2 separate regions of the Homo sapiens genome follow, and region 2 is linked to region 1. A link is an interaction called in ENCODE POLR2A ChIA-PET data of the cell type or tissue named here. Cell type or tissue: MCF 10A. All regions are shown on one strand. Each heading gives the region's core, and the rest is flanking DNA. Links, peaks and the distances in the headings are about the cores only. Region 1 overlaps ZNF407 (zinc finger protein 407). Region 2 overlaps ZNF407 (zinc finger protein 407).

The links. Peaks named below come from ENCODE experiments on the same cell type or tissue, not always from the same donor. Only the 100,000 strongest peaks of a DNase experiment are listed, where the experiment ranks them.
Region 2: POLR2A ChIA-PET joins it to region 1 with 5 read pairs; 3 of 35 experiments call an interaction of 5 or more read pairs at or near these places.

What each region holds. Positions count from the first base shown.
Region 1 is chr18:74,737,877-74,754,443 of GRCh38, reverse strand. All of the region lies in intron 3 of ZNF407 (zinc finger protein 407), which reads right to left. Among named protein-coding and RNA genes, the nearest start is that of ZNF407, 150 kb to the right of the region's middle. In MCF 10A, for the core only: no CTCF peak of the experiment used is centred there; a DNase peak (open chromatin) is centred at 8,183.
Region 2 is chr18:74,814,059-74,830,625 of GRCh38, reverse strand. All of the region lies in intron 4 of ZNF407 (zinc finger protein 407), which reads right to left. Among named protein-coding and RNA genes, the nearest start is that of ZNF407, 220 kb to the right of the region's middle. RefSeq lists an enhancer at 10,649-11,471. In MCF 10A, for the core only: a CTCF peak has its summit at 10,670 (motif pointing right); no DNase peak of the experiment used is centred there.

The DNA of each region.
Region 1 (16,567 bases), core at 4,331-12,330:
CCTAACATCACAATTAAAAGAACTAGAGAAGCAAGAGCAAACACATTTAAAAGCTAGCAGAAGGCAAGAAATAACTAAGATCAGTGCAGAACTGAAGGAAATAAGAGACACAAAAAACCCTTCAAAAATTCAATGAATCCAGGAACTGGTTTTTTGAAAAGATCAACAGAATTGATAGACCGCTAGCAAGACTAATGAAGAAGAAAAGAGAGAAGAATCAAATAGATGTAATAAAAAAATGATAAAGGGGATAGCACCACCAATCCCACAGAAATACAAACTACCATCAGAGAATACTATAAACACCTCTACACAAATAAACTAGAAAATCTAGAAGAAATGGATAAATTCCTGGACACATACACTCTCCCAAGACTAAACCAGGAAGAAGTTGAATCCCTGAATAGACCAGTAACAGGCTCTGAAATTGAGACAATAATTAATAGCCTAACAACCAAAAAAAGTCAGGACCAGACGGATTCACAGCCAAATTCTACAAAGAGGAGCTGTTATCATTCCTTCTGAAACCATTCCAATCAATAGAAAAAGAGAGAATCCTCCCTAACTCATTTTATGAGGCCAGCATCATCCTGATATCAAAGCCTGGCAGAGACACAACAAAAAAAAAGAGAAATTTTAGACCAATATCCCTGATGAACATCAATGCAAAAATCCTCAATAAAATACTGGCAAAACAAATCCAGCAGCATATCAAAAAGCTATCCACCACGATCAAGTTGGCTTCATCCCTGGGATGCAAGGCTGGTTCAACATACACAAATCAATAAACGTAATCCATCATATAAACAGAACCAAAGACAAAAACCACAATTATCTCAATAGATGCAGAAAAGTCCTTTGACAAAATTCAACAGCCCTTCATGCTAAAAACTCTCAATAAACTAGGTATTGATGGGACGTCTCCCAAATAATAAGAGCTATTTATGACAAACCCACAGCCAATATCATACTGAATGGGCAAAAACTGGAAGCATGCCCTTTGAAAACTGGCACAAGACAAGGATGCCCTCTCTCACCACTCCTATTCAACAGTGTTGGAAGTTCTGGCCAGGGTAGTCAGGCAGGAGAAAGAAATAAAGGATATTCAATTAGGAAAAGAGGAAGTCAAATTGTGCCTGTTTGCAGATGACATGATTGTATATTTAGAAAACTTAAGCTGATAAGCAACTTCGGCTAAGTCTCAGGATACAAAATCAATATGCAAAAATCACAAGCATTCCTACGCACCAATAACAGACAAACAGAGAGCCAAATCATGAGTGAACTCCCATTCACAATTGCTTCAAAGAGAATAAAATACCTAGGAATGTAGGAATCCAACTTACAAGGGATGTGAAGGACCTCTTCAAGGAGAAATACAAACCACTGCTCAACGAAATAAAAGAGGACACAAACAAATGGAAGGACATTCCATGCTCATGGATAGGAAGAATCAATACCATGAAAATGGCCATACTGCCCAAGGTAATTTATAGATTCAATGCCATCCCCATCAAGCCACCAATGACTTTCTTCACAGAATTGGAAAAAACTACTTTAAAGTTCATATGGAACCAAAAAAGAGCCCACATTGCCAAGACAATCCTAATCCAAAAGAACAAAGCTGGAGGCATCACGCTACCTAGCTTCAAACTATATTACAAGGCTACAGTAACCAAAACAGCATGGTACTGGTACCAAAACAGAGATATAAACCAATGGAACAGAACAGAGCCCTCAGAAATAATACCACACGTCTACAACCATCTGATCTTTGACAAACCTGACAAAAACGAGAAATGGGGAAAAGATTCCCTATTTAATAAATGGTGCTGGGAAAACTGGCTAGCCATATGTAGAAAGCTGAAACTGGATCCCTTCCTTACACCCTATACAAAAATTAATTCAAGATGGATTAAAGACTTAAATGTTAGACCTAAAACCATAAAAACCCTAGAAGAAAACCTAGGCACTACCATTCAGGACATAGGCATGGGCAAGGACTTCATGACTAAAACACCAAAAGCAATGGCAACAAAAGCCAAAATTGACAAATGGGATCTAATTAAACTAAAGAGCTTCTGCACAGCAAAAGAAACTACCACCAGAGTGAACAGGCAACCTACAGAATGGGAGAAAATTTTCGCAACCTACCCATCTGACAAAGGGCTAATATCCAGGATCTACAAAGAACTTAAACAAATTTACAAGAAACAAATCAAACAACCCCATCAAAAAGTGGGCAAAGGATATGAAGAGAAACGTCTCAAAAAAAGACATTTATGCAGCCAACAGACACATGAAAAAATGCTCATCATCACTGGCCATCAGAGAAATGCAAATCAAAACCACAATGAGATACCATCTCACACCAGTCAGAATGGCAATCATTTAAAAAGTCAGGCAACAACAGGTGCTGGAGAGGATATGGAGAAATAGGAACACTTTTACACTGTTGGTGGGACTGTAAACTACTTCAACCATTGTGGAAGTCAGTGTGGTGATTCCTCAGGGATCTAGAACTAGAAATACCATTTGACCCAGCCATCCCATTACTGGGTATATCCCCAAAGGATTATAAATCAGCTTGCTATAAAGACACACGCACATGTATGTCTACTGCGGCACTATTCACAATAGCAAAGACTTGGTACTAACCCAGATGTCCATCAATGATAGACTGGATTAAGAAAATGTGGCACATACATACCATGGAATACTACGCGGCCATAAAAAGGATGAGTTCATGTCCTTTGTAGGGACATGGATGAAGCTGGAAACCATCATTTTGAGCAAACTATTGCAAGGACAGAAAACCAAACACTGCATGTTCTCACTCATAGGTGGGAATTGAACAATGAGAACACTTGGACACAGGGTGGGGAACATCACACATGGGGGCCTGTCGTGTGGTGGGGGGAGGGGAGAGGGATAGCATTAGAAGATATACCTAATGTAAATGACGAGTTAATGGGTGCAGCACACCAACATGGCACATGTATACATATGTAACAAACCTGCACATTGTGCACATGTACCCTAGAACTTAAAGTATAATAAAATAAATAAATTTTAAAAAAAAGAATAGACTTTTCAACAAATGGTATTGAGACGTGCGTAGCCACATTAGAAAAGAATAAAATGAACTCCTTCCTAATGATATATCCAAAAAGTAATTCAAAGTGATTCAAAAATCCCAATGTAAGGGGTAAAAAGCTATAAAATCTTAGAGGAATACATCTTTGGGATCTTAAATTAGGCAATGGTTTTAGATATAACACCAAAGCACAAATGACAAAAGAGTAAATTGAAATTCATGAAAATTAAAGAAGTTTGTGCTTCAAAGGACACAATCAATAAATTAAAAAGACAATATCCAGAATAAAAATTTCAGAAAACTCAATAAAAAGACAATACAAAGTAAAAACGGGCAAGGGATCTGAATAGATATTTCCCCATAAAATATATAAAATAGGCAATATAAAGCACATAAAAAGTTGCTCAAGAGCATTACTCTTCAGGAAAATTGAAATCAAAACGTCAATGATATATCACTTCAAACACATCAGGTGAGCTATAATCAAAAAGACAAACAACAAGTCTTGTTGAGGATACAGAGAAATTCAAAAATTCATACACTGCTAGCAAGAAACATTTGATGGCTTCTCACAAAGTTAAACATATAGTTAGCACAAGATCCAGCAATTCTACTCCTATATACCCGAGAAAACTGAAAATTTATGTCCACTCAAAAATCTGTGCAGAAACGTTCACAGCACCGTTAGTCATAATATCTAAAAAGTGAAAATCATCCTGATGACCATGAAATGATGAACGGGTGAATACCAAACGGTGCTGGGTCCACACAATGCAGTATTAGTTGGCCACAAGAAGGAAGCACTGATGCATGCTATGACATGAATGAATCATGAAAACATGCCAGTTGAATAAATTTGGACACAAAAGGCCACATATTGTATAATCACATTCATATGAACTGTCCAGAATAAATCTATAGAAAAGAAAAGCTGATGATTTACATATGAATCAAGTTAAAAAGTAAATGACTTTCCCTCAGCTGAAAAAGAACATACTGCACCACTCATTTAGGTTTTATTTTAAAGTTCACATATCAGTAAAATGAGCGACAAAAGCAATTAACTGTTAAACAATTTTGCATCTTATGTTGGTAGGCAAAAAATACCACAAGATGATAATGTAGGTAAGATATAGTAATGCCTAAAAGAATTCAGGATACTCTCAAAGAAGAAGTAAAATGTACAGATAACTAGGATTTCCATGAGAAGGATGATATTCCTGGAAGAGAAGAAAAGTGTGAGAAAATGTAAACCAGTCTGAGAAGCTTACATATGTGCCAAGGCTATAGCACGGATTTGGGTGAAAATGAGGCTGGAAAGGACTTTCATGGACAAAACTGTGACCCTTGCACCAACCTCATACTTTGTCCAGTGAATTTAGGCCTCTCTTCTGCCTTAGAAAAGTTCCAAAAAAGAATGACAATTTCACACTCTTCTAATTTTTATAGTTTCCAATAAGATACATCTCCAATAACTTATCATACTTCTTTAATTTCCTTTGCCTCCTGTATTAAATGGAATACAAAGCTTTCTATTATTTGGAGTTTTATTCCCCAAATAAGATGTTAAGACTTGACCTACTGTTGTACTTTCAAAAATAACAGTATACTAAAATGTTCACAGACACATATATTATTTTTAAAAACTATCCTTTACTTCCAAACTAGAATGATTCGGGAGCCAATAAATTCTGAAATTTGTGGTAAGGCATCTCAAACAATAAATACAGGAATTTTTTTCTGACATCTCTGCTGCATTCCTCTTTTTCTTTCACTGCAGTTTTAAATTCTTCACAACAGATAACAAAGACAGTATGGATTCTTAAAAAACGGTATCTCAGTTAGGTTTTATGATCATCTACATAGTTAAAACAACATCTAAGTCTAAGTAATAATTGCAGCATGAGGGCAAAATGGGCACCATTAATTTCTAAAATTCCAATACCTTACTGGAATTGATACAGGCCATACCCAACATCGTTGATGAAGTAGTGTTTTCCAGCAAGAAGGCTGGGGGATGTGAAGAAAATATAAGGTAAGGAAAGGGCAGAGCAGAGGAGCCACGATGAGAGGAGAGGGGAGGACAGCAGAGAGGAGACCTGTACACGCGATGCTCTCATATTCCTATGGCTGTGTATAATATTCTGCAAAGGAAAATTGACTGAGATGGAAGCTATTTTGCATGGTACAGTGGCAATGGCTAACAAATGAGAGTTTTGTGGGCTGAATGTTAGTCCCCTGCCTCATCTGCCACCCCTAATGACAGCAGCCACCTGCTGTTTTATTGTCACAGCTGGAGCCAGTTCACACTCCTTGGTGCTGAGCTCTGCCCATGAGCACCAAGCGCTCTCTTCGCCTCATTACTTTGATGAACTTTTTATGGTCAGCACCCATGAAGACCTCATCTAGAACTCCACAACACAAACTGGCTTCTGGGAGCACTTTCAGTTACAGGAGGTGATAACACACAGTGACACAACGGCTTTCGTGTCTGTCAGCTAGTTCAGAAGTCACTGCACTATATTTTTGACATAACAGGGTCCACAACAGGTAAAACTGCCATGAAATTCCCATACTTAATAATGTTCTTTCCTCCTCATTTTGATGTGAAGATCATAGGATACTGCCATAATGAAGTCTTTTAATGGTACATGTTATTATACAAAACCTAATGTACTGTTTATGATTATGGCCATAAAATTAAAATTCTTTTCATTTTCTATAGATTGAAAGTGATTGGAAGAAATTTTTCCCTTTGGCTTTTAAAGTCAAAAGGGATAAAACTGAAGCAGAAACAAAATCTTATTTGTATTAATAAACAATTTTAAATTAAAACTTTGTAAGTTGTCTTTTAATGTTTTCAAATAAAAATGTGCAGCAATGATATGTCAGCTAATTTTAAATTAAACCTGTAATGTGTAATTTTGGTGGTAGAAAGGCTATTTGAATAATCATGTTCTCAATAGTAAAACCCAAGCTTTTTCTGATCAGTGTTGTCCAGATATATATTAGGAGTCCTCAAGAATTTGACTACTTATTGCAGAGGACAAAAAAAAAAAAAAGAAAGAATTTTTAAATGTCAGCAACACTGAAAAACTTTATCATCTCTGAAAACTTGCTGTGTGAAAATTATTGATCATAATTTTTATTATTTGCAAGCCCTGAGTCATGCCTAATCACAAGAGCTTAACCTGGGAAAAGAAACTTTATAGCATTAAAATAGTTGAACATATCCCCATATTTACAAACATACTAAGCACATTTTTTAAATATTCTAAAAATCACCAAGCAACATTTTAATTTTCTAATGCCTGACAGCTTTTATAATCCTAAAAACTAGAACATTTAACTATTTCCTATGTAGAACTGTAGTTGATAATTCTTGACAAATTCTTCAATGTTACAAACCATTAAACTTCACTTAGATTCATTTTAAAATTCTACCCAAAAACATACGTGTATATAAATGTATGAAGTGATTTATCTTGTTACTTTCTCCTCAAAGTATATGTGTTATACATTGCATGGTTTCACTCAGAAAATTATATTCATAATGAAAATTCTTCAAAATATTGACATTTTAACTAAGAGATAGGATAATATGAGCTTTACTAATGCAGCTAAACTTGTGCTGAACGTCAGCAAAATGGTACCAAAAACAGCACTTGTTCTGAACCCTAGACAGTATTGGCAAATAATAGCAATGATGGTAATATTCAAAGATGACATACACACACACATACACACAATCCATGTATGTAACACAGAATCAGTGGTTTGAAATTCTGCTGAGCTTAGATTTTTCTTCAGTTATTTAATAACATGCCAAACTTAAAGTTTGTGAAATCTTGTCTTAAAAAAAAAAAATCCAGGAAAGCCTCTCAATGGTTGTACTAAATGACATTTAACCATAAATCAACCAAGTCAAGTCATTATGAGGAAATAATTTTTCACAATTCACACATTCTCCTTTTCTCAGCATATATTCTACAAATCATAATAAATGTATTACGCATTATGAATACCATGTAATTCCCTTCCGGAAATGACTGGATGCAAGGTATTTTTATTGAAATCACGGTTCTGTTTTCTGTTTAAGCAGGTAAATACTTAATTGTTAATGATATGTTCCTTTGCAACAAGAAATAAAAAGAGAAAGTGAGGAAATAGTTACATAATTAAATGAAAAAAAAACTAGAAACGAATGTGAGCAAGAAAAATATTACATATGGTCACATACCATGTAATGTTTTAATCAGTGATTAACCACATATATGACAATGGTCCCGTAAGATTATAATGAAGTTGAAAAATTCCTGTTGACTAATGACCTCATAGCCATCCAAACATCTCAGTGCAGTGCATTATTCGTTTGTGGTGATGCTGCTATAAATAAAGCTTTGCTGTCAAACATATAAAGGTATATCATAACTAATTATTAACAGTATGTAACTGATAATGATAGTAAACAACTATGTTACCGGCTTATAAATTTACTATATAATACTTTTTGTCATTACTTTAGAGTGTACTCCTTTTACTTATCGTTTTTTTTTTTAAGTTAAGTGTAAAACAGCTTCAGGCAGGTCCTTCAGAAAGCCTTCCAGAAGAAGGAATTGTTATCATAGCAGATGACAGTTCCACAACTGTTATCGCACCTGAAGACCTTCCACTGAGACAAGATACAGAGATGGAAGATGGGGATACTGATCATCCTTACCCTGTGTAGGCCTAAGCTAATGTGTTTGTGTCACAGTTTTTAACAAAAAAGTTTTAAAAGTAAAACAATAAAATAATTTAGGATAGAAAAAATAAGAATATTCTCATTCTTATATGGATATAAGAAAATACATTTGAACAGCTATGGAATATTTGTGTTTTAAGCAAAATGTTATCAAAAAGGAGTCAAAAACTTTAAAAAATAGTTCATAAAGTGAAAAACTTGCAGTAAGATACAGTTTATTAAAAAAGAAAAAATTTTAAATTGAATTTAGTGTAGCCTAAGTGAACAGTGTTGATAAAATCTACAGTAGTGTACAGTAATGTCCTAGGCCTCCACGATTACTCACCACTCACTCATCCAGAGCCACTCCCGGTCCTGCAAGCTCCATTCACAATTCAGTGCCCTGCACAGATACAACTGCACCCCTTTTTATCTTTCGTACTGTACTCTTACTGTACCATTCTATGTTTAGGTACACTCGCACAGCACTCAGTACAGTCGCATGCTGGACAGGTTTGCAGCCTAGGAGCAATAGGCCATACCATCTAGCCTAGGTGTGTGGTAGGCTCTATCATCTAGTTCATGTAAATACACTCCATGATGTTTGCACAGTAACAAAATCGCCTAACTCATTTCTCAGAACATATCCCCATCATTTATCAGCACATGACTGTATTTAAGTTGGAGTGATAAACCAACTAATAAAGAAGAGATATGCAAGAAATCCCAGGCTGCTATACACAGACAGAGTGAGCAAATGAATACAGACTCCTCGTATGAGGCAGGATCCTTGGCAGAGCTGGAGTTAGACGCTACAACAGACATCCAGACTGATGAATAACCATAAGACCGGTTTCCTAAATGAGGCAAAACTAGACTCTCAGCTACTCTAAATGCGTACTTATACATATTGATATTCCTCATATATCCTCACCACCTGCAGCATTTTGTTCTGTTTTCCCAAAATTGATGGAGAAAGTATGTTAAAGCAACTAACATAAAACAAATACGTAAGTTCAATTACTAAAATCAAACACATAGGCAAAGGCAAGAAGATAGTTTCAAGCAAAGCTGAAACTCTGTGGAACCACAATACCAAATGATTACATTTTATAAAGAAGGCAAGAATAGAAAGGATGAGGAAAATAAACTTTATGCTTTAACAGCATCTAAATTTACAGTATTTTCCAAATCCTTCACATCTGATCTTCACATTTGTCAGGTGAGATTGAGAATATTTTTTTTTTTGCCTCTGAAGAAATTAGCAATATTTAGCCCTTTTTGTCCAAGTTAGACAACTTCCATCTAATGACTTACTTTCCATAAAACTTTTTTAAATAACTCTTCCTAAATAACTTTTAAATACCAAGAAATACATAAATATCCATACAATCCTAGGAACTTTTTAATTCATATCCTAGGTGTACATTTATGATTCTCCACAAGATAACCAATTATTAAGTTGCCTTTTTAAAACTGATCTTAAGAATGTTTTCATTACATGGTATTTCCCACCCAACTGAGAACAGATGTGACTTTCAGGTGAGTCTGAATGCACTACGATACGTGTTGTGTCCCTTCCTTCTCTCATCTCATTGCCTATTCTCTAAGAAATGCTGAGTAATATCATTATTCCCTACTCGATTTTACAGATTTACCATGGATGGACATGGTAAAGCTATATATGGTAAAGCTATAAAATCAAGGAGTTTCCCTTATTTAAAAATTAAAACTACCAGTCCATCCATGGTAAAGCTATAAAATCAAGTAGGAAATAATGATATTATTCAGCATTTCACACTAATACACTGCTTAGTACATTAGTAATGTATTACACACTAATACATTGCCTAGTGTGGTTTGTTTTTGAGCTTTTCAAAAATGGTATCACATTGTGGCAGTCAATGAACATTTGAGTTGTTTCCAATTTTTTGTGACTGTTGAAAACAATCCCCCAATGCTTTGTTTCTTTTGCAGCAAAAATCTATGTGCTAAATCCATCAACTTCCAAGTATTTTGGTCCTGTCCACAAACTTGTTTTCTCCCCTACTAAAATCACTCCTAAGTCTAAAACCAACAAAAATGTGTTTCCTTTATTTAAAAATTAAACTATAATAGTTTTAAAATATAAAACTATTGATATCTCTGCCAACACTCTAATGTTGCTTTAAAAATAAAAATGAAAAACTATCCAAATTAGCTATTGACTACAGAAGTGGATAACCATCCAAGCACAAAGCAAACCCAGGCTAGCACAAAGAAAAGTTGACTAGGCCATGAGTCAGGTCAAAGGTCATAAGCCATCAATCCACTCCCTGGCATCAGAGGACGTCCCTTCATGACAGAGCACTGGAAACAGGGACATGAAGAAGGTATCCAAATCTTGGGGAGGTGCCCCACTTGTCAAAGAATTCAGAACATAACAGCGAAGTAGATGACACATAAAGAGAAAATTTCTGGAGGAATAATAAGTTCATTAATAAATTCTCAATGTATTGCCTGCAGGTCACAAAAATCAGTGTTTGAGGCCGAAGTTCAAACACTAAATTCCTATATAAGAAATAACTTGAGAGCCAAAATTGGAATCAACTAATCAAAAGGTCCCATGAGAACAATGAATGTCTTATGTAGTACATTATAATAATTTAACATACAGTATTTATGTTATTCTAAGAGACCATCCATTTTGAGGCAGTTAATTGATTTAATAAAAGCTTTTCTAAAAGTTTTAAAAGAAAAAACAAATTAATGTACCAATTAACTCTAAAACACATCACAATTTCAAAAATGTTCAAATATTTTAAAAAGTATGTCTTATAAGCAGGAAGCCTTTAATAAATCACAATATACCTATTCTTTTAGAAGCAACAGACACAACATATCTAAGAAAAGAAAATGTTCTAGAGATAATGGCAGAAGGAATATAGTAAAGTTTCTTTCACAACATTTTAGATTGCAAGAAGTTATTTCCATTAAAAATACCTGTATGAATACCAATTAGGGAACTTCACAGATCTTAAAACATGACAACTCATTAGGATTTTATCACTACCTGTCCTAAAAAAGGAATATTATATATTTCAAATACAACTTTACAGTGGTCCTTATCTGATTTAGTAATTTTAAAACTCTCAGAATCTCCTATTTTATAAATATGAAAGTTAGACATTACCATCATATTATCTTACAACTAAAGAACCAAACCATTAAGCAAGAATCGAGACATCTTGTGTACATGAAAATACACACACACACACACAGATCTGACAAGACAAGATAAATCCTGACCAACCACATCAATCCCCTTCCGAGTTCAGTATCAAAGAGAAGAGAAAATTGGTGCTATTGCCTTGTTAAAATATATATTTTGAGTATCTTGTGGTCATTTAAAATTCAACACAACTAAACCAAATGTGTCACCTTCCCTCCCACATTGTAATCCCTAACCCCTGTAACTTGCTTCTTCTCCAGCGTTCTCTATTTTGGTTAACAGAACACTAGTCAGCCACTGGCTAGTCAGCCACACTACAAATGTAAAGCAAATCTTCACTCCTCCAATTCCATCAACGCTTGCATTATTCAGCCGTCAAGTTCTGCCTCCTCACACCCCTGAATCTATCATCTTCCATCCATCCACCGCCTTTGCTGGTTCATTACCTAAGGGTTTCCCTATCTATTGCTGGACTATTAAAAAAAGTATCCTAATTGGCCTTAAGACCCATAATTATACCAGTTCAGCCATTAACTGAATATACATTCAAGACCTCCTATGCACAAGGTAACCACATTGTTTTTTAGCCAGACCACAGAATTTATGAGCTAGAAACAGGGACTAAGCAGACAAGAGGCCTGGATGACAGGAATGATGCATCACTGCTCTTGGAGTACACAGGAGAAAAATGTGAGCAAATGGATACTTTGAGCTACTGCAGCTACATTCTACAAGTAAGCAAAACGAACAAACAAATTTCTAAAAAATACTCTATCACTCTTCCTAAAATGATGTAATCTAAAAAAGATAATTTTCATTATCCAATCATGACTTTACATAAAAAACTTTAAAGGGTAGAGTTGAGTACTCAATCAACAAATATTCAAAAAAGAACAAAGCATGATTCAAACTATCTCTGAAAAATATTAGTTTGAACCAAATAAAACTGCAGTTCTTACAGAAAAAAAGCAACTGAAGTCAGCAACGTCATGTGTCTTAACCTCATTAAGTTACTGGCCTCATCTCTCATTAAATTACTCTTCACTGGACATTTAAGAAGAACAAGTATTTCATAGTTCTTCCAGATTGTTAATTTCTAAGCGGTATTCTCTTTATACATTTAAGAAAGTATGTCCTCTTAAATGTTACAGGAAGAGGGAAAGACAAGACTCCCTTATGTAATAGTTCCTTCATTAAAAGCATGTTCTGTGAGAATATTTTCACTTCTCTTTACCTATTTCAAGTCTTCCATCTTCCTTCTCTGCCAAAACTATAGAGAGTAGGAGGGTAAAGAATGAAAAGCAATGCTTTGATTACCATACTTGGCTAAATTCTAAAGATATTAATACATGAAGAAGTGTTCCATAATATAATTCAGTATTCAAAAGCACTTCAAGCTTTCTGCTAATTGTTATTTCATCTTTCCCACTTGGTGTAAAATTCTAGGCAAGAACCACACTGGTTTTCCTTTGTAAACTTTAACTCATTCTAGGTTTTCATTTTTAATCCTATAGTAGCAAATAATTGTAAAATCCAACTGGGCAGCTTTTTCATAGAGCATGACAGATTCCAAGTAACACCCACAAAGGGGTTCGCAGGCTCTTAAATAGCAATTTTCTTCTATGACTGATATCTGAGGGGCGGTTTTCATGCCAAGGAGTATCCCTTCTTGTCACCAAGCTTAGGTATGTATATCTGACAACCAAGGAAATTTACTATTGTTTGAAATGTGCAAATCAGGCATGAAAAATATATATATACTGAAAGAGAATCAGATATAGATTCTATATCTATAATACACCACACTGTCCTTTGTTTTTACAATTATTCTTTTTTGGTTAATCTGGCTCTAAACTTAACATAGAACACCATCCTTTCATCAATTTTATTCAGAGAGCTTATAAATCATTTAGATTCTAGCTGTTTTTCATTACAGTCTAGTCCAAATAACATAAAACAGTTGTTTTAGGCTATAGCCAACAATTTAGAAGTAAATATATGATTATCCAAATTATTTGTATGCATGTATTTACTTATGTATATGTATATGTATATATTTCCATATATACATTTATATTTATAACACGTCACAAATGTAGATACACATATACACACATTCACACACGAGCGTGAACATAAGTCCACATAAGTGTGTGTATGTATGTGTGTATATATGTATATATACAAAATGCTCCCGACCTGACTATAGAAACGTATTCCTGATTTCACCATCCATACATGTATTTTTCTCAACTGGTTTACTGCCTTGGTTTTACATATTATCCACTGAAGGACTTCCATAAGCCATCTTATATGTCACAATCACTCTTTTGACATCACTTGACCATCAATAATCTCAAACTTCCTGTGATGCAGCTGCCTTCCAGCTACTGCTACTGGGACAAAAGAATGGTTCTCAGCCAAGTTTCCCCAGGCAAGTTTTCCCAGAGACAACTATAAAACTGGTACCGAGCTGATTTGGGAGTTCTAGCAATAATCACATTTGCACAGTGTAAGAGAGGCCAAAAGAGACATCATTTGATTACTTCCTCAGTGCTGGTACAGGACCAGTGGGAGGGGGTTCGTCTAGACCCTGGTCTAGTAACTACTTACCTCCCAGCAGGGAAATCTAAAGGTCCACCTGTGATGAAGCAACAGGAACCAGGGGAGGAGGCAGTATCCATACAAGGGAAGATACTTGGATTAATTTCCCTAAACCCAGGAGTGGTCTAAAGCCCCTCTTGCCAAAAATCCCCACTCCATGCCCCCTAACTCTAACCCTGCATTTGGACACAGCCAACAATAAAGTTTCCCTGATCCAATCACTGTACTCCCCTGTGCACGTAAAGAGACAAGGGTGGGTGCAATTTCTTTCTAGTACTTTGGACTAAACATGCAAGGGATCTATGGTTGGCAGACAGATGTAACATGTGTACACATATGTACTGTGCTGAATGGTGATCCCCAAAGATATCGGGTCCTAACCCCTGGAACCTGTAAACGTTACCTACTAATGGAAAAGCAATCCTTGCAGAAGGTATTAGGTTAAGAATCTATACATCAGAAGATTTACCTGAATTACCTTGGTGAGCTCTAAAATAAATGCAGTCATAAGAGTCCTTATCAGAGAGGCAGACTGAAATTTGATAGAGACGTCAGAGGAGATGGCAAAGAAGCGGGAATTGGAATGATGAGGTGAAAAACCAGGGAATGCTGTCAGCCACCAGAAACTGAGAGAGGCAAAGAATGCATTCCCGAGAACCTCCAGAGGGAGTGTGGACCTGAGGTCGTCTGGATTTCAGCCGAGGCACATTGATTTCTGACCTCTGGCCACCAAAACTGTGAAAAAACAATCTGTTGTTTGAAGACACCCCATATGTGGTCATTTGATGCAGAAGCCAGAGGAAATTAATGCAGCATATTTAATATTTTCTCCAGAACACTGACTGACTTAGTATATTCAAAACTGAATGCCTATAAAGGTATCATAAAAAAGACAAAGTAAGAAATAACAATAATAAAGTTCCATTTAATAATTGAGGTTCTGGGCATATATTTTTTACTTGTATAGAATTTCCCCTAATTCCGTGCTCAGAATGTCATACAAGTTGGGTTATTTTTGTTTGCATTTCATATTTTTCTCATTTTTACTTTTTAAATGAGCATTTTTTTATCTCAAAAACTAAAATAGATTGGACCATATTATAAAGTCTTATAATTACGATTCATATAAATCCTCCTTCATAGTGTATTTTTGGAGGTAAGGTTATACGTTTGCTTATAATCATGTACCTCCTTTCAAAAATATTAGCCCAGCTTCAAAAAAAAATTGTCCAAAGCATGTTCTCCCTCTAAGCTAACCCTGGACTTTAAATACATACATACATACATATATATATATAAATATAAATAAAAGGAAAGCTGAGCCCAAATGTAAGAACATTCTCTGAAAGGAAAATACCTGTTTCAATGACCACCTACTTTTTAGTTACTGACAAGAGAAGCATGTGCCTCACTGTACTCTTTCTAGCTCTGGATCCTGCAGTAACTGGAGCAGAGAAAAGCCAGGTGTCCCTTTTCCCTTTTCTCGTTCACTCTCCCACCTCTGGCAGTGGCTTCTGTGGGAGAGGACATTACTAATTATGAAAAAGCAAAAGTTCTAAGCACTCCCAACTGGATATGCCTAAATTCAAATACACATCTATATATATAAATTCTAATATATATAAATTTTGTAATAATTCTTATATACATCTATCTAAAAAGATGTATACCACATCTTTAGGGAGATAAATTCTGTGGCCGTATGAAATATTAATCAGAAAAAAACATACATGTTGTGGCATGAAAAAATTTACTGGCACTAAAAAAAAGCTAATCAAGCAGCTCCTAACACTGAGATATAATATTCTTTAAAATACCTGGTATCTGGAGCCACTTATTTTTTAATCAAGTTGTTACACATTAATAAAATTTCATATATTTTCTTTACTTCAGAAAAGTTTATATATCTTTTCAAATCTCCTTAAACAAACTTACTATTCTATGATACATATGAAAATGGTTTCAGAAATCCCAGTATTCCTCCTCCAGTGTTCATTCAGTCAGGATGAACTCTGTACTGTTTTACAGAATTCATAGAGAATTCTGAGAAAATATTCCCTAACTTTTTTTGAGACAGAGTCTCACACTGTCACCCGGGCTGGAGATGAATGGCGTGATCTTGGCTCACTGCAACCTCCGCCTCCCAGGTTCACACGATTCTCCTGCCCCAGCCTCACAGGTAGCTGGGACTACAGGAGCACACCACCACACCCAGCTAAGTTTTTGTATTTCAAGTAGAGACAAGGTTTCATTATGTTGGTCAGATTGGTCTCAAACTCCTGACCTCGTGATCCACCCGCCTTGGCCTTCCAAAGTGCTGGCATTACAGGCATGAGCCACCACACCCGGCCAACTTCTCCTTTTTTTTTTTTTTTTTTTTTTTTTTCTTGAGACAGAGTCTCACTCTGTCGTCCAGGCTGGAGTGCAGTGCCACGATCTTGGCTCACTGCAGCCTCCGCCTCCCGGGTTCAAGCAATTCTCCTGCCTCACCCTCCCAAGTAGCTGGGACTACAGGCACGCACCGCCACACCTGGCTAATTTTTGTATTTTTAGTAGAGACAGGGTTTCACCATGTTGGCCAGGATGGTCTCAATCTCTTGACTTCATGATCTGCCTGCCTCGGCCTCCCAAAGTGCTGGGATTACAGGTGTGAGCCACCGCACCTGGCCCAACGTCCCCTTTTTAATTGAACAGTGAATATAGAAAAGACAGTGCACATATGACATGATTACCACAGTACAGTATTTGGTTTTTAAATCCTTCCTTACATTTTTCTTTTTATATTGTACTCTAACACTTATCTTCAAATCCTCACAAAATACAAAATAAACCACATTAAGAGATTTTAAAATAAACTTCATGTTTTAGAAAGCTGCCATTGTGTTTTTAAGTAACATTTAAATGTTCATAAATATAACAAAATATAGCAAGA
Region 2 (16,567 bases), core at 5,436-13,435, 75 kb before region 1:
TGTGCCCTATGTACAAACATTATTCGTCAATTAAAAAAATTAAATCTGGCTAGGTGCAGTGGCAATCCCAGCACTCTGGCAGGCTTAGTCAGGCAGACTGCTTGAGGCCAGAAGTGCAAGACCTGCCTGGACAATGTATCAAAACCCCATATTGACAAAAAACAAACAAACAAAAATTAGCCAGGCATGGTGGCGTGGTCCTGTAGTCACAGCTACTCAGGGGGCTGAGGTGGGAGAGCCACTTGAGTCGGGGAGGTCAAGGCTGCAGCGAGCCGTGATCACACTACAACACTGCAGCCTGGGCAACAGAGCAAGACCTTGTCTCAAAAAAGTAATAAAATAAAATAATCTTAAAAAAGGTTAAAATGTGGGTGTACATTAGTGTGCTAGGGCTGCCGTAACAAAATACCACAGACTGGGTGGCTTAAACAGCAAATACTTATTTTCTCACAGTTCTGAAGGCTGGAAGTCCAAAACCAAGGTGTCATTAGGGTTGGTGTCTCCTGAGGCCTCTCTTCTTCAGTTGAGGATGGTCACATTCTCACTGTGTATGCACATGGTCTTTTCTCTGTTCTCATTCCCTATGGTCTCTTCCTCTTTGTAAAAGGAAACCAATCCCATCAAAATAGGGTCCCTCCCTTATAAACTCATAGAACCTACTATATTTACCACTGTAAAGGCCCTATCTCCAAATACAGTCACAACGGGAATTAGGGCTTCAGTGCAGGATATTTGGAGAAACAACTGAGTCCATAACAATGTAATTCACCGCAATTTTTAAATTAAAAAATTTTGTAAATAAAAAAAAAAACAGGCTCTCTTAGGTGAAAGACCAGAATTAGCAGTTTTTCAAATGTGATCCAGAAACCTCACATCTTAAAGATGCTATAAAACCTAATATAAAAAAAGCAAACAAAAAGAAACCTAAAGCAATAATTATCATTCCAGAGTGTTTTTGTCTCTACTCTTGGTAGCAAGCCTCATTCTTTAAAATTATTTAATTCCTGGGGCAGATTTCCTTCAATCTGGGCTCAAAATTTAGCAAAGCCTGTACTCAAAACACTAAATCTCTGTTCCCCTTCACTCACCCAAATTAGACCTACAGAAATGCTGAACATTGCTTTGAAAGTCTCTGCCAGCTTTCTTTTCAAGAAAGTCAAATCGAGATCCAGGAGTTGCTCTCCAAGATCTTACAAATAGGTAAGGTTACGATGGATTCATTGAACTATGACAACAGCTAAGAAAAATTAAAATGGGCGGTTTTTGATCATACAAAGGGAATTCGTAGGTTCATAACAGTACTAACCATTTACTGAATGCCTATTACAAATGATTCTACATTACTAAACAGTGCATTCTGACTACAGGCTACTCAGAAAAGCATAAAGCAAAAAATTAAAATGATGGATAAACAGCCCATTGTCAAAAGACCATCTCTATTTCCTTTTAATATTTTATGTTGTGTGTGAGTCACATGACAGTTCTTTTTATTTTATGTAAATGTAAAGATTAGAATTAAGCTATTAAAATACGGGACATGAAGAATTTTCCCATGTAATTAAGTATACTTTGAAAATGTGATTTTTAAGTTGCTGCCCACTGGCCCCCTGTTTAACCAACATAACATGTGGGGCCCTTTCTATTGTGTCTGATTTGTCAGTTATAGACAAGGAGGCAGAGGGGGAGGTAGAGGAGGACGGTTAGCCCTAAGGCAGCAGGTACTATACTGAGAATTTACATTTACTATTTCATTTCATCATCATAATCCAATAAGGCAACAATGAAAATTAACCCCTTTTATGCATTAGGAAAATACAATCAGAGAGTTTACATAACTCACCACAGATAACCCACTAGTAAGTATCACATTGGTGTTTTAAAAGAGTGCAACGAGACACATGAAAACTGAAACATGGCTCCCACTCTAGGTTTCTGAAAAAGGTTTTCTAGCACACACCAGGAACAGCGTAGAATCAGCAGAACCTTCTAGCTATACAGTGGTGGAAAGAACAGGTTCCCATAAGCAGTGCTAAAAACAAATGAATGCTTCTGGTAGACATTCATCATTATTTTAATGGACTAAATAACTCCATCTAAAAACTTTATTCATTCAGTAACTTGGGAGTATTTTTTCAACTAATTGATTCTAGCAGCCTCGTCAGATATAAATCTGGGTAAAAGTAAGACCCTTGCCTCCCAGGAGAGTAACAGCTATGTGGAAACTTTTCCTGGCCACAGCATTGCTAACTTGGCTGAGAACATGAGAAAAAGCCCGGCAGTGAAAGGCAGCCTTTGCTCTTGTTGAGGCCCCACTGAAGCAGCCAGTAAGGAATAAGGAATATCCAGGTATCTCCGGGGGAAATGTGATACATGAAAATTAGGAATGCCTACAACTTTCTGTGCCCCTCACCAAAGCCAACCAGAAGTCAACAGATTAATGTATTAAGAATCTCACTCTGGTCGTCCCAGTTACCCCAAAATCAACAAAGCCAACCTGAACAGGCCGCGAAGGAAGCATAGCAGTAGAAAGGAGGGTACAGAATGGAGCAGAAAGGCAGTGCGGAAGCAGCGGAGGCCCAGGAGAAGGGAGCACCTGAGTAGCGAGGCAGACCGGCAGCACCAGAAATCAGCTATGTATAGGGTTAAAAAACAAACAACAAACAAATATTAACTATAATGTAAGGTAGAGTTCATCTCCTCATAGAAGGGAGGTATGAACAAACATGGGAAGGCTAAAAGCTAAAATTAACCCTGTGAGGTCGGATCAGAATTGGAATTGGTGGTATTAGTGTGACCTAATGGTTGTCAACACATTAAGACAGACTTAGAAATACACACAGATGTAAATGTGTGCAAACCTCGCAGCTTTGTCTACTAAGAGGTCCCAGAAACAGTGACATCCAAGCAGGCATAAGGATTTCTTAGCATCTGATGTTGGTTTCTAAATGCCATTATCTACTAAAAGGAAACAGACAGCTGGAGAAAGAGACAATTCCAGGGCTGAGACAAAGAAAGAACAAAATAGGCCTATGATTTCAGCAAAGAAAGAAGTGCTTCAAGAATAATGGAGACACATCAAAAGGACACATGAGGTGGCTTGATGAGGCTCCCATATGCCAAATCTGGGATGATAGAGCATCAGAAAAAAAAAATGAAAACAATGGAGTATAACTCAATGAATAAAAGAAAAAATGATGAGCGCAAACTGATACCAACAAATTAAGAAAAATAAATAAAGTGAAAAGAAATGTCAACAGAAAAATCAAAACATAAAGTCTATATTTGGCAACCATTATAGCACTAATTCAGGCTAGAAACATCAATGGACACTAAACCAAGTGGGTGAAAGTACAAAAAGAAATGGAAATTTTCATCACCTCCAAGTATTTTTCCACAAAATACATATGCTTTTCAATACCAAAATACATACTCCGGGTCTAACAATAAGAAAACATCAGATCAATCCAAACCGAGGGACATTTTCCAAACAACTAGCCTCTAGTATTCGAAATGTCCAGGTCAGAAAGTTAAGGAGAAACTAAAGAACTGCTCCAGGTTGAAGTAGACTAAGGAAGACGTGACAACTGGTCTTGGATCCTTTTGCTGTGAAGGGATTACTGGGACAGGGGAAACCTGAATGGGGTCTCTGGACAAAGAAAATACAGAAATTCCTTGTATGATGTTCACAACTTTTCTATAATTTGAAAACTGATTCAATACAAAGTCTAAAAACATTCATTCAGAATACAGGGAGTTTGAAAATGATCTTGTCTGCCCTGTTCCACAGCACAGAGACGGGGAATTGCTCTAGAAGATGACATCGCTGCTTACTGTACGTTAACCCTCATGCTGCCAGTGAAGATGACATCACTGCTTACTGATACATTAACCCTCATGCTATCAGTGTTCCCAAATTCCCGCTCTGCTTGGGGAGTTGGGACACTAAGTACTAATAAGGGTAAATCAGACATTCCAGTGGATGCAGGAATTCTCTGTTTGGCTTCGGAGGAAAATATTAAAATTACTGACAAACAAGTCTCCTGAATCCCTCTCCCTACCTGACCCTACGAACACCACAAATGTAGATATGACATGGGTATTTCCCAAAGGAGAGAATAAAGACAGTCCCTTAATTTGTAAAACTTGCTCTGTTTCTGAAGAAAATGGAGCTCAAACACTACCACACACACGGCTCTTGAGCCAACTGCCTAAGAGATCAACCTTGAGAAGAGTATTACATGTAACTTTGACAAGTTATGACTGAGATAAATGAAATAAAATGCAAAAAGAGAAAGTGTGCAGGAAACAGGCTAACGACATGGTGTTCTCTCCTCTCTCTCTCTCTCCTATCAGTTTTCTAAAATTCACCACATTGCCATATAACCAGAAGTACAACCACATGTCTAGACTTACCTGCATACAGACTTGAAGAAATACCTTCATTGAGGGCAACTTTATTCCTCTAATTTAAAACCAAAAATAGCCAACTGAAGAAAGTTTTTGAAAGTTCTACAAAAGTAAAGTAACCTAATAATAAAAACTCATGGAAATTCCTTTTGGTATTTATTGAATGACAAGAAAAAGCTGACTCTGTAAGTGTATAAAATACAACCGTAGATTAAAAAGTAAAAATTCTGTAGCCAAACAGTTTAGTGTATGTGGTTAGGTGAGCTCTTATAGACAGATGCTTTGTGCTAGCTTAGTGCAAGTCACAGTTCCCATCTCATTCCATACTGGGTTCCTGTGACAATACGCCACATACCCTAAACATTTTCTGACTGTTTTAAATTTCCTATATATCAGTATGTGGAAATGCAATAATATAACAAACAGACAGAAAATTAGATTGTTAGCTAATGCTAAGAAGGCATGATCACATAAGAATCAATACATCATAAGCCTCTCATTTAAAATATAGAAAGGCAAAACCTGACAAAACCAAGACCACACAACTAGGCACTGCAGACACACAGAGCCACAACCCGGGTTTTCAGTTTCCTATTGGCATACATTTTTGACCACCTAATGCTGACACCCACATTCTGTTCATATTAAAACTAAGTTTTATTGTTTAACAATCTAAATAAGTTTCAAAACCATATTTAAAAATACATTGATTTTGTATCCTGAGACTTTGGTGAAGTTGATTATCAGCTTAAGGAGATTTTGGGCTGAGATGCTGGGGTTTTCTAAATATACAATCATGTCATCTGCAAACAGAGAAAATTTGACTTCCTCTTTTCCTATTTGAATACACTTTATTTCTTTCCCTTGCCTGATTGCCATGGCCAGAACTTCCAATACTATGTTGAATAGGAGTGGTGAGAGAGGGCATCCTTGTCTGGTGCCGGTTTACAAAGGGAATGCTTCCAGTTTTTGCCCATTCAGCATGATAATGGCTGTTGGTTTGTCATAAATGTGTTCTATTGATACCTAGTTTATTGAGAGTTTTTAGCATGAAAGGGTGCTGCATTGTGTCACAGGCCTTTTCTGCATCTATTGAGATAATCATGTGGTTTTTGTCACTGGTTCTGTTTATGTGATGGATTACATTTATTGATTTGTGTATTTGGAACTAGCCTTGCATCCCAGGTATGAAGGCGACTTGATCGTAGCGGATAAGCTTTTTGATGTGCTGCTGGATTTGGTTTGCCAGTATTTTCTTGAGGATGTTCCCATCGATGTTCATCAGGGATACTGGCCTGAACTTTTTTTGTTGTTGTGTCTCTGACAGGTTTTGGTATCACAATGATGTTGACCTCACAAAATGAATTAGGGAGGATTCCCTCTTTTTATATTCTTTGGAATAGTTTCAGAAGGAAAGGTACCAGCTCTTCTTGGTACCTCTGGTAGAATTCGGCTGTGAATCCGTCTGTTCCTGGACTTTTTTTGGTTGGTAGGCTATTGACTACTGTCTCAATTTCAGAACTTGTTATTGGTCTATTCAGGGATTTGACTTCTTCCTGGTTTAGACTTTGGAGGGTGTATGTGTCCAGCAATTTATCCATTTCTGCTAGATTTTCTAGTTTATTTGTGTAGAGGTGTTTATAGTATTCTCTGATGGTAGTTTGTATTTCTGTGGGATTGGTGGTGATATCCCTTTATCATTTTTTATTGCATCTATCTGATTCTTCTCTCTTTTCTTCTTTATTAGTCAGGCTAGCGGTCTATCTATTTTGTTGATCTTTTCAAAAAACCAGCTCCTGAATTCATTGATTGTTTTGAAGGGATTTTCCTGTCTCTATCTCCTTCAATTTGGCTCTGATTTTAGTTATTTCTTGTCTTCCGCTAGCTTTTGAACTTGTTTGCTCTTGCTTCCTTAGTTATTTTAATTTTGATGTTAGTGTGTGGAATTTACATCTTTCCTGCTTTCTCTTGTGGGCATTTAGTACTATAAATTTCCCTCTACACACTTCTTTAAATGTGTCCCAGAGATTCTGGTACGTTGTGTCTTTGTTCTCATTGGTTTCAAAGAACATCTTTATTTCTGCCTTCATTTCGTTATTTATCCAGTAGTCACTCAGGAGAAGGTTGTTCAGTTTCCATGTAGTTGTGTGGTTTTAAGTGAGTTTCTCAATCCTGAGTTCTAATTCGATTCCACTGTGGTCTGAGAGACTGTTTGTTATGATTTCTGTTCTTTTGCATTTGCTGAGGAATGTTTTAATTCCAATTATGTGATCAATTTTAGAATAAGTGCAATGAGGTGCTGAGAAGAATGTATATTCTGTTGATTTGGGGTGGAGAGCTCTATAGATGTCTATTAGGTCTGCTTGGTCCAGAGCTGAGTTCAAATCCTGAATAACTTTGTTAATTTTCTGTCTTGTCAATCTGTCTAATATTGACAGTGGGGTGATAAAGCCTCCCACTATTATTGTGTGGGAGTCTAAGTCACTTTGTAGGTCTCTAAGAACTTGCTTTATGAATCTGGGTGTTCCCGTATTGGGTGCATACATATTTACGATAGTTAGCTCTTCTTGTTGCATTGATACCTTTACCATTATGTAATGCCCTTCTTTGTCTCTTTTGATCTTTGTTGGTTTGAAGTCTGTTTTATCAGAAATTAGAATTGCAACTCCTGCTTTTTTTTGCTTTCCATTTGCTTGGTAAATATTCCTCCATCCCTTTATTTTGAACTTCTGTGTGTTTTTGCATGTGAGATAGGTCTCCTGAATACAGCACACCAATGGGTCTTGACTCTGCATCCAACTTGCCAGTCTGTGTTTTTTAATTGGGGCATTTAGCCCTTTTACATTTAAGGTTAATATTGTTATGTGTGAATTTGATCCTGTCATAATGATGCTAGCTGGTTATTTTGCCTGTTAGTTGATGCAGTCTCTTCATAGTGTCGACAGTCTTTACAATTTCCTATGTTTTTGCAGTGGCTGGTACTGGTTGTTCCTTTCCATGTTTAGTGCTTCCTTCAGGACCTCTTGTAAGGCAGCCCTGGTGGTGACAAAAATCTCTCAGCATTTGCATGTCTGTAGAGGATTTTATTTCTCCTTCGCTTATGTAGCTTAGTTTGGCTGGATATGAAATTCCTATACACCAACAACAGACAAATGGAGAGCCAAATCATGAGCAAACTCCCATTCACAATCGCTACAAAGAGAATAAAATACCTAGGAATACAACTAACAAGGGATGTGAAGGACCTCTTCAAGGAGAACTACAAACCAATGCTCAAGGAAATAAGAGAGGACACAAACAAATGGAAAAATATTCTATGCTTATGGATAGGAAGAATCAATATTGTGAAAATGGTCTTATTGCCCAAAGTAATTTATAGATTCAATGCTATCCCCATAAAGCAACCATTGAGTTTCTTCACAGAAGTGGAAAAAAAACTACTTTAAACTTCATGTGAAAATGAAAAACTGCCCACATAGCCAAGACAATCCTAAGCAAAAATAACAAAGCTGAAGGCATCATGCTACCTGACTTCAAATTATACTACAAGGCTACACTAACCAAAATAGCATGGTACTGGTACCAAAACAGAGATATAGACCAATGGAACAGAACAGAGGCCTCAGAAATAACACCACACATCTACAACCATCTGATCTTTGACAAACCTGACAAAAACAAGCAATGGGGAAAAGGTTCCCTATTTAATAAATGGTGTTTGGAAAACTGGCTAGCCATATGCAGAAAACTAAAACTGGACCCCTTCCTTACACATTATACAAAAATTAACTCAAGATGAATTAAAGACTTAAGAGTAAGACCTAAAACCATAAAAATCCTAGAAGAAAACATAGGCAGTACCATTCAGGACATAGGCATGGGCAAAAACTTATGTCTAAAACACCAAAAGCAATGGCAACAAAAGCCAAAATTGACAAATGGGATCTAATTAAACTAAAGAGCTTCTGCACAGCAAAAGAAATTACCATCATTGTGAACACGCAACCTACAGAATGGGAGAAAAATTTTGCAATCTATCCATCTGACAGAGGGCTAATATCCAGAATCTACAAAGAACTTAAATTTACAAGAAAAAAACAACCCCATCAAAAAGTGGCCAAAGGATATGAACAGACACTTCTCAAAAGAAGACATTTATGCAGCCAACAAACATATGAAAAAAAAGCTCATCCTCACTGGTCATTAGAGAAATGCAAATCAAAACCACAATGAGGTACCATCTCACACCAGTTATCATGGGCAATCATTAAAAAGTCAGGAAACAACAGATGCTGGAGAGGATGTGAAGAAATAGGAATGCTTTTACACTGTTGGTGGGAGTGTAAATCTGCTCAACCATTGTGGAAGACAGTGTGGCATTTCCTCAAGGATCTAGTACTAGAAATACCATTTGACCCAGCAATCCCATTACTGGGTATATACCCAAAGGATTATAAATCATTCTACTATAAAGACACATGCACACATATGTTTATTGCGGCACTATTCACAATAGCAAAGACTTGGAACCAACCCAAATGTCCATCAATTATAGACTGGATAAAGAAAATGTGGCACATATACACCATGGAATACTATGCAGCCATAAAAAATGATGAGTTCATGTCCTGTGCAGGTACATGGATGAAGCTGGAAACCATCATTCTCAGCAAACTCACACAAGAACAGAAAACCAAACAGCACATGTTCTCACTCATAAGTGGGAGTTGAACAATGAGAACGCATGGACACAGGGAGGGGATCATCACACACGGGGGCCTGTTGTGGGGTGGGGGACTAGGGGAGGGATAGCATTAGGAGAAATACCTAATGTAGGTGACAGGTTAATGGGTGCAGCAAACCACCATGGCATGTGTATACCTATGTAACAAAACTGCAATGTTCTGCACATGTATCCCAGAATTTAAAATATAATAAAAATAATACTGCATAGCTTCTCAATGCCTTGAAAACTAAGTCTAAAACTTCTCAATTAAGACTTTGCAAAATACTAGGTTGGTGCAAAAGTAACTGCGGTTTTTGGCATTATTTTTAATGACAAACACAGCAATTACTTTTGCACCAACCTAATAACACTAGTACCTAAACTTTCTTTCCATTCTGCAGCTCCTCTGTAGACAAGGCATCGATCACAGAACTGAAGACTGATGATGTCCCTGCCCAATCTCTGAAGAAATCAGGGGTTGAGAAAGAACACACATGCATAAGCATTCTTAGCCTTCTGCCTACGACTGGTGCTGTCTGCTACCATGTGCCCCTCAGCCAGACGTTGTAGAGTATCACTCTCCCTCTTTTCCTGAGCCAGACTGCAATTCCAACCACCTGATTTACCATCCCTAGTTTCCTTTCCCACAACTTTCACGGCATAGGTGATGCCCCATTTTCGTGACATCTTCCATCATAGACTTCTGTTCCTAAGACTGAACTGTCATTGTAGGTCCCAATCTGAGGCAGTGAAAAGAACAAGGGCTCTGAGATCAGATGCACTTGTGTTTCAGGTCAAGCCCTGCAACCTAAAGCCATTGGAATTTATAGCTTTCAACTTTCCCAGAATGGCAAGGTTGAACGACTGGTTAAGAATGAAATAAAAGAGCATAGGTAAACTACTTCACAATGTCAGCTAACAGAAGTTGATCAAGCAGTAGTCCCCAGCACTGCAGTCTTTCACTTTGCACCAAAACAGAATTGTAACATTAGTGACAGTGAACTCGTTGTCCCTGAACCAGTTTGCAGGCCCTGAGAGCCATCCACAATAGGTGGTCTGACTCCCTCCAGGTGGAGATGACCTGACTGATGAATGTGAATCCCTGGAATGCAGACCCCACCATGCTCAGCCTCACTGAGGACAGCTCTCTGCAGTCTGTAGGGCTGCTCACCAACCCAAATGGCTACTAGACATCATGGATCCCTGGGCAGTTGCCTGTGGGGCCTGCTCCAAGCTCCTGGGACACCTGCTGCCTGCCCTCCCCAGGTTTTGTGCACACGCAAACCTCCCATCTATTCAGTGTTGCAAATCCTGAAATACAATCTTTCCAGTCCTGTCTTCCAACTGCTTCCCTTACACTGGAAAATCGATTCTATTCACACTTGCACAAAACTCTTCCCAAAGTTAAGCCACTGTCTTCATTATCCTGATCCCTCCTTTCTTCTTCTGTAATACTCTACACTGCCCTCCTTCAGTGCTGATTTTAAATACCAGCTCTCTCATTCACACAATCATCCTTCAATAATTACCTATGGAGCCCTGCTACAGGCCAGGCACTGCGCCGGCCACTAGAGGCAGCACAATGAACAAAGCCTTCACAGCACTACAATCTCACTGGGGAGGGCCATCCACTGTCAGTCAGCTAAGGTCCTGTAAGGGGTGAAGAATGTCAAGAAAATAATTCAGGAGAGTAAGAGGGCATCAGGTTGGGGACAGCAGGGAGATTCAGAGGCAAAACCTGCATGGTGCCTTTGGGGATCCCCAAGACCACCTACACGTTTCGGTGATCCACTCAGAAGGCTCACAGCTGGACTCTTGGCTAGGGATTATGACAGCCAAAGGACACAGGGAGGAACAAAAGAAAGAGCACAGGTCCCGTCCTAGGAATGCCATGCCCCGAGCTCCCTGGGCTCTGCCTCCTGTGAGCGGCAAACCCAGCATCCTCTCATCTCCACCAATAGTTCTGCCCAGGAAAGCCCATTAGAAATTCAGTGCCCAAGGAAGACATTGGGGTGATCATGTAGGCCTTGTATGCTTGTAAAATTAGCCTCAAAGTCACACTGTTAAACTTCCATATCCTTGGATTAGGAAGGCCTATCACCCTCACCGGATATTATACATTCTGTATTTAAAGACTACTCTCAGAAACCAAAACAAACTTCCTTTTAAGTAAAGGAAAATTTTGCTCATAAAAATTATGTAGGGAAGGGCAAAAAGCATCTTACAATAACTGTGATTCAGCCCCGATATAACAAGATACCAAACACATAGTGTGAATACTTTTACCCAAATACAAATATATCTACAGCTATTTTTTTTCCGGCCTTTTCCATAGTAAACTCCCTACAGTTTCAATAATGAACTTTTACAGAGGCTCAGAATTCTGAATACTTGACCAAGGCGGCTGGGGGACTTCAGATGAGGCTTCAGTGTTTTGTTGACATGTGGTCCCATCTCTCAGGGAGGTAAAAGACATGTCACAAACAAGCCATGTTTCCAGCTGTGACATGTCTCAGCGCAGAAGGGCAGGAGGGAGACAGAGAGAAAAATTGTTTTCTTTATGATTTATCAAGAGTCATGGTAAAATGCTTTAGTCTTTATTCATGTTTAGCTTTTTTTTTTTTTTTACTGTTCAATGGCCTTAAAACCAGTTAAATACAATGAAAAATATGTTTTAAAGTTGTATTATTGAAATGTATTGAATAATGACTTATCAGGATTGGAAACAGGCCACATATGAGTGAATGTAATCTATTCCTCAGTCCTCCAGAGAGGGCCACAAATATGTGTGATATTTCTCTGTGCTATATTTTGCATTTGATTTTTGATTTAGCCAAAGTGTGTTTTTAAAAAAGTGTAAGAATGCAGCTGCTGAATTAAAATACATCTGTGTGTAAAAGGAGCTTCGCTTATTTTAGTCAAAAGAAGGACAGTGAACAAATTTCACTGGATAAGCTAAAATAAAAATCTTCAAGTAGCCATTTTATGTGCATGTGCAAAAAATCAAACTCAGGTTAATAAACACATATTGCATGTGTAATATATGTAGGTACAATGTAAGAAACAAATACTACAATGTCTGAAGAATACAGAAATTACAAAGTCAAAAAAAATGTAGCACACAAACCTAATTATCCACATGTCCAGAATAGAAGAACAACTCATTTTAATAAATCAAATATGAGACAACTTGACCCATGGACAAGCAGTCACAGGTTCCGGGATGGCGCTATGCTCGAGAGAGAATGCCTGCGTTTGCTGCTGGCACTGCTTCTCCAGTTATGACTCCTGCTACTAACACACAAGGGAGACATGGGCACAGGCGGACTCACCAAACGTGCACAGCACAGTACACAAACCAGATGTATGCAATGATGCCAAAAGTCATCTCAAAATTCCAAGCTGACCTAGTGCAACACATTTACACTTGGATAAACTATCACCTTGAAGATTTACTTTGTATACTTCAAAAGATCTGGTCATGAAATTTTTAGCTAATACATAAAGTGCCGAATTGAAATCCAGAATACAATAGCTATGAAGGGCCGCTAGAGTGCAGATAACCAACCCATTCTACCTCACTCAGGTTGAGATTGCTTTAGAACCTATCATTGGCTTTAAAATGGTCCACAAAAAAACACCTCATGGTCACACTTAAAATAGTTTGCATCCCACACTACAGGCTTCTCTGGAGGATTTAATACTTTGGAAGTAGCATCATAAGCCCTGCACATAACTTCTCAGCCTTGTGGTTAAGATCAATTATACACGCCCAAGACAGTCTTCACTGGATCTTGAACATATACAAGCCTTAATAAATGCAAAAATAGATACTCATTTATTGAAAAACAAATATCTTAAATAGTGTCATAGTAATTTTGAGACTAATTTATAACTAAATGCTATGAGGTAAAGAAATGCACAATTTTCCTTAATATTTTTTATTTTATAAACTAAAATAGTATCATAAAAGTTACCTATTTTTACATATAAATTATCACACATATTTTTCTAAATTGACTGAAGATTGCAGAAGTGATTTTCAGGGAAAAATGCCAACCACAAAGCAAACAAGGGGATGTGTGGGAGCTGTTTATAAAATGAACAACATAAACTTTATCTCAGCAAGAGGAACTATGATAGAAAGACATTGTAATTATGTTTTGTATTCAGACATCATTCAGACACAATAAGAAAAACAACAGGACTATAGAAGAGGCACCAACACTCACTCCCTGCAATTCATGGTCAGAAAGAATCAGAAATCCAAACTGCAAAAGAGTAAATGACCAATGAGATGTTTTACCTGTAACATGTTTCTCCTATAAAACCAGCATGATATCCCTACTTGAGCTGTGAGCCTCACTACCAACTAAACTGGCATTGTATCAGCTAAGATGGAAACTCTTAGAGTCTGCATTCAAGATATTTGCTGAAATTTCTGAACATATTAAACTTTCAGATCAATAAAAAATCAACCCTAATTATAATTAACATAAAATAACAACAAGATTTTATTCAAAGATAAATTTTTTGTGCACAAACATATGAGGGAATCAATGAGATCCTTAGCAATTTTAACAGACAAAAGGAAAAGAAATGCAATGGAATAAAGGTCTATAGAAAATAATTCCTTATTTATTATCTAGTACATAAATTATACCACCAATTTAATAAGTTCATGTCTTTATTGACGCAAATATTGATCAAAACTCAAAATCATTAATATATTTGCAAGTTAAAAGTGAATACTTTCAGCAATTTATACAGATTAGGTACTTATTAGAATAATACTTTGTGTATTGAATTTTATGGATATCAATTTAAATGACAAATGTCATATCCAATTGTATCACTATTCTATTAAAACACACAAATAAAACGCCAAATTCTAGGTTTAAATAAATCAAAGCCACCAAACAAAATGCCAATAATATTGTGGCATAACAAAGTAAGAAATGGGTCAAGATTAAGAGCCATAAACATTCAGAAAGGTTTTTAAATGCATTTATAGAAACAGAATTTTTCCTAAGGGAAGTACCCAATTCTTATGACAAAATGGACTACAAATAAAGAGTAGACAGGGCAAGTGAAAATCTGACAGAGGACGCTAACTGACCCAAAAGGTCTTTCTGATTTTTATTTCCACAAATAAAAGCTCTTGTTAATTAATGAAATCTTAATTTTGGAAAGAAAATTCCACTCAGCTCTTTCAGAAAATGAACCAGAGGGGTTGAATCAGAAGGTGAAATATCTAATTTTTCACCTCAAAGTCAACATCAGCCAAAGTAACCAGAAATATAATATGATAATTACCCATCAGCAAGGAATTCTCTTTAGTTGGATAAACCAAAGAGAAGTGGCAGAACACAAACAAATTCATGATTGTCCCTTCATACGAGAGTATCCTGTACATTCAGTCATGAATTTGGACACTCATGAGCATAATAATATTCATATCCCAAGTCCAAACGAATCGTGCTGGAGAAGTAAACGCAGTCCATACTTAGATACATTTTACATAGAGATTGGAACAACACAGAAAACCTCAAAACGTTATTGGGAGGCATGGGACACTATTGCTTTGTTTTGTTTGTGGAGCAAGAAAGCAACATAATCAAAGGCGTATACTTTCGCAGTAATAACCTATCAATACAATTAAGTAGAAAGGACCTACAATAGTAGCCATATCGTGATGTCATAGGGAGGTGCTGAAATAAGGAGTCAGGATTCAGTTTATGTCACACAGCCTCTGTACAGAGACTGATTTACTTCGAATCTTGCTCCCAATAACTGCTAATTTTTGAACTCAGGCAAGTTACTGAAGCTTTTCTGTAAAGAACAATAATAATGGAAAATCAATGGTATTCAACAATTTTTTGATTAGTATTGTGAGAAAAGAAAGTTTGTTACATTTTTAAACCTCAAAATACAATATATCCCATATTGCTAGTGTATGACATAAACAGAGGGATAAGCCCCCAAAATAAAACAAAACTCATTTTCTCCTGGAGATTAGGGGAAGAAATATGATAAAGACAGGGACAAAAGCAAACAAGACAAAAGTGCACACCACTGCCCCTGAGTGACCAGGACCAGGGCCGACACTGTGCTACTTGGGTAGCAGAGATGCGTCAGTGACATTTTCATAAGACACTGTTGGGAAATTCTTAAAACAAAGGAAATGTAGATAATAATATCCAACTTTTCAAAGTAAGATCATAGTCCAGCCTGGGCAACATAGTGAGAACCCAACTCTAAAAATAAATAAATAAAATAAAATCACATATTCTAGCATAGAAACATTTGTAAATATAGAATTAATAACCCTAATTTTTATAATCCATTTTCTTTGTTTGGTAGGTTATAATCCTACCAAAAATTCTACTGATAAAATATGATCCATTTATTTTATTTTGTTTAATTTATATTGTTATACTTCTGGTCATAAACTTTTATTTCTTTATAATAACAATTTTATAATGTAATTTTACATTGTAAAATTTTATAATGTAAACAAAATTTTGAAATAAAAGTCTGATTAATAAAGATTATATAATATGATATTTTGAATTTTAAAAATGTACTGTATATTTCATAATGTATCTCTACTTTAGCATAACAAATTCATTAAGGGTAAATGAAAAAAGCCAAGAAAGTACTATAGAGACCACTCATATTATTTTAATGCCTAACAAATACACAAGAATAAAACCAAATTTTTCATCAAATTATATGAGAAAAAATTTTACGCAGTAAGATTATACATTTTTTTAAATCTGTAAAAAGACAATCATTTTGGAAAAATTACTTTTTAATCCTCTCCCTTCCTGATAAAAAAATATGTTTATCTTCTTCTGTTTCTCATATACTATCCACAATGCAGTCAGGGCACTGGAAATTGACAGAGGATAAAATCATACTGATTGTTCTTCAACAAACTGAATTTCTTCCTTCTTTACTGGGAAACTTATATTCAAATAAATCCTTTAAAAATAGCTCAAGTAAACATACATTAGGATCATTTAAGACTAATACCAATCATTTATTGAGAACATAAAGAGTAGTGGCTGGGAGCGGTGACTAATGCCTGTAACTACAGCACTGTGGGAGGCTGAGGCAGGAGGATCATTAGAGGCCAGGAATTCAGGACCAACATAGTGAGACTTTGTGTCTACAAAAAGTAAAATCATTAGCTGGGTGTGGTGGTGCACGCCTGTAGTCCCAGCTACTTGGGAGGCTGAGAAGGAGGAACTTTGAGCCCAGGAGGTGGAGGTTACAGGGAGCTATCACTGCACCACTATACTCTGGCTTGGGCAACAGAGGGAGACCCTGTATCTTAAAAACAAAAACAAACTCACAAACAAAACCAATAAGGAGTATTATTTGGTCTCTGAACTTTTCTCAATGCTACTAAAACATGATTTTAATGTT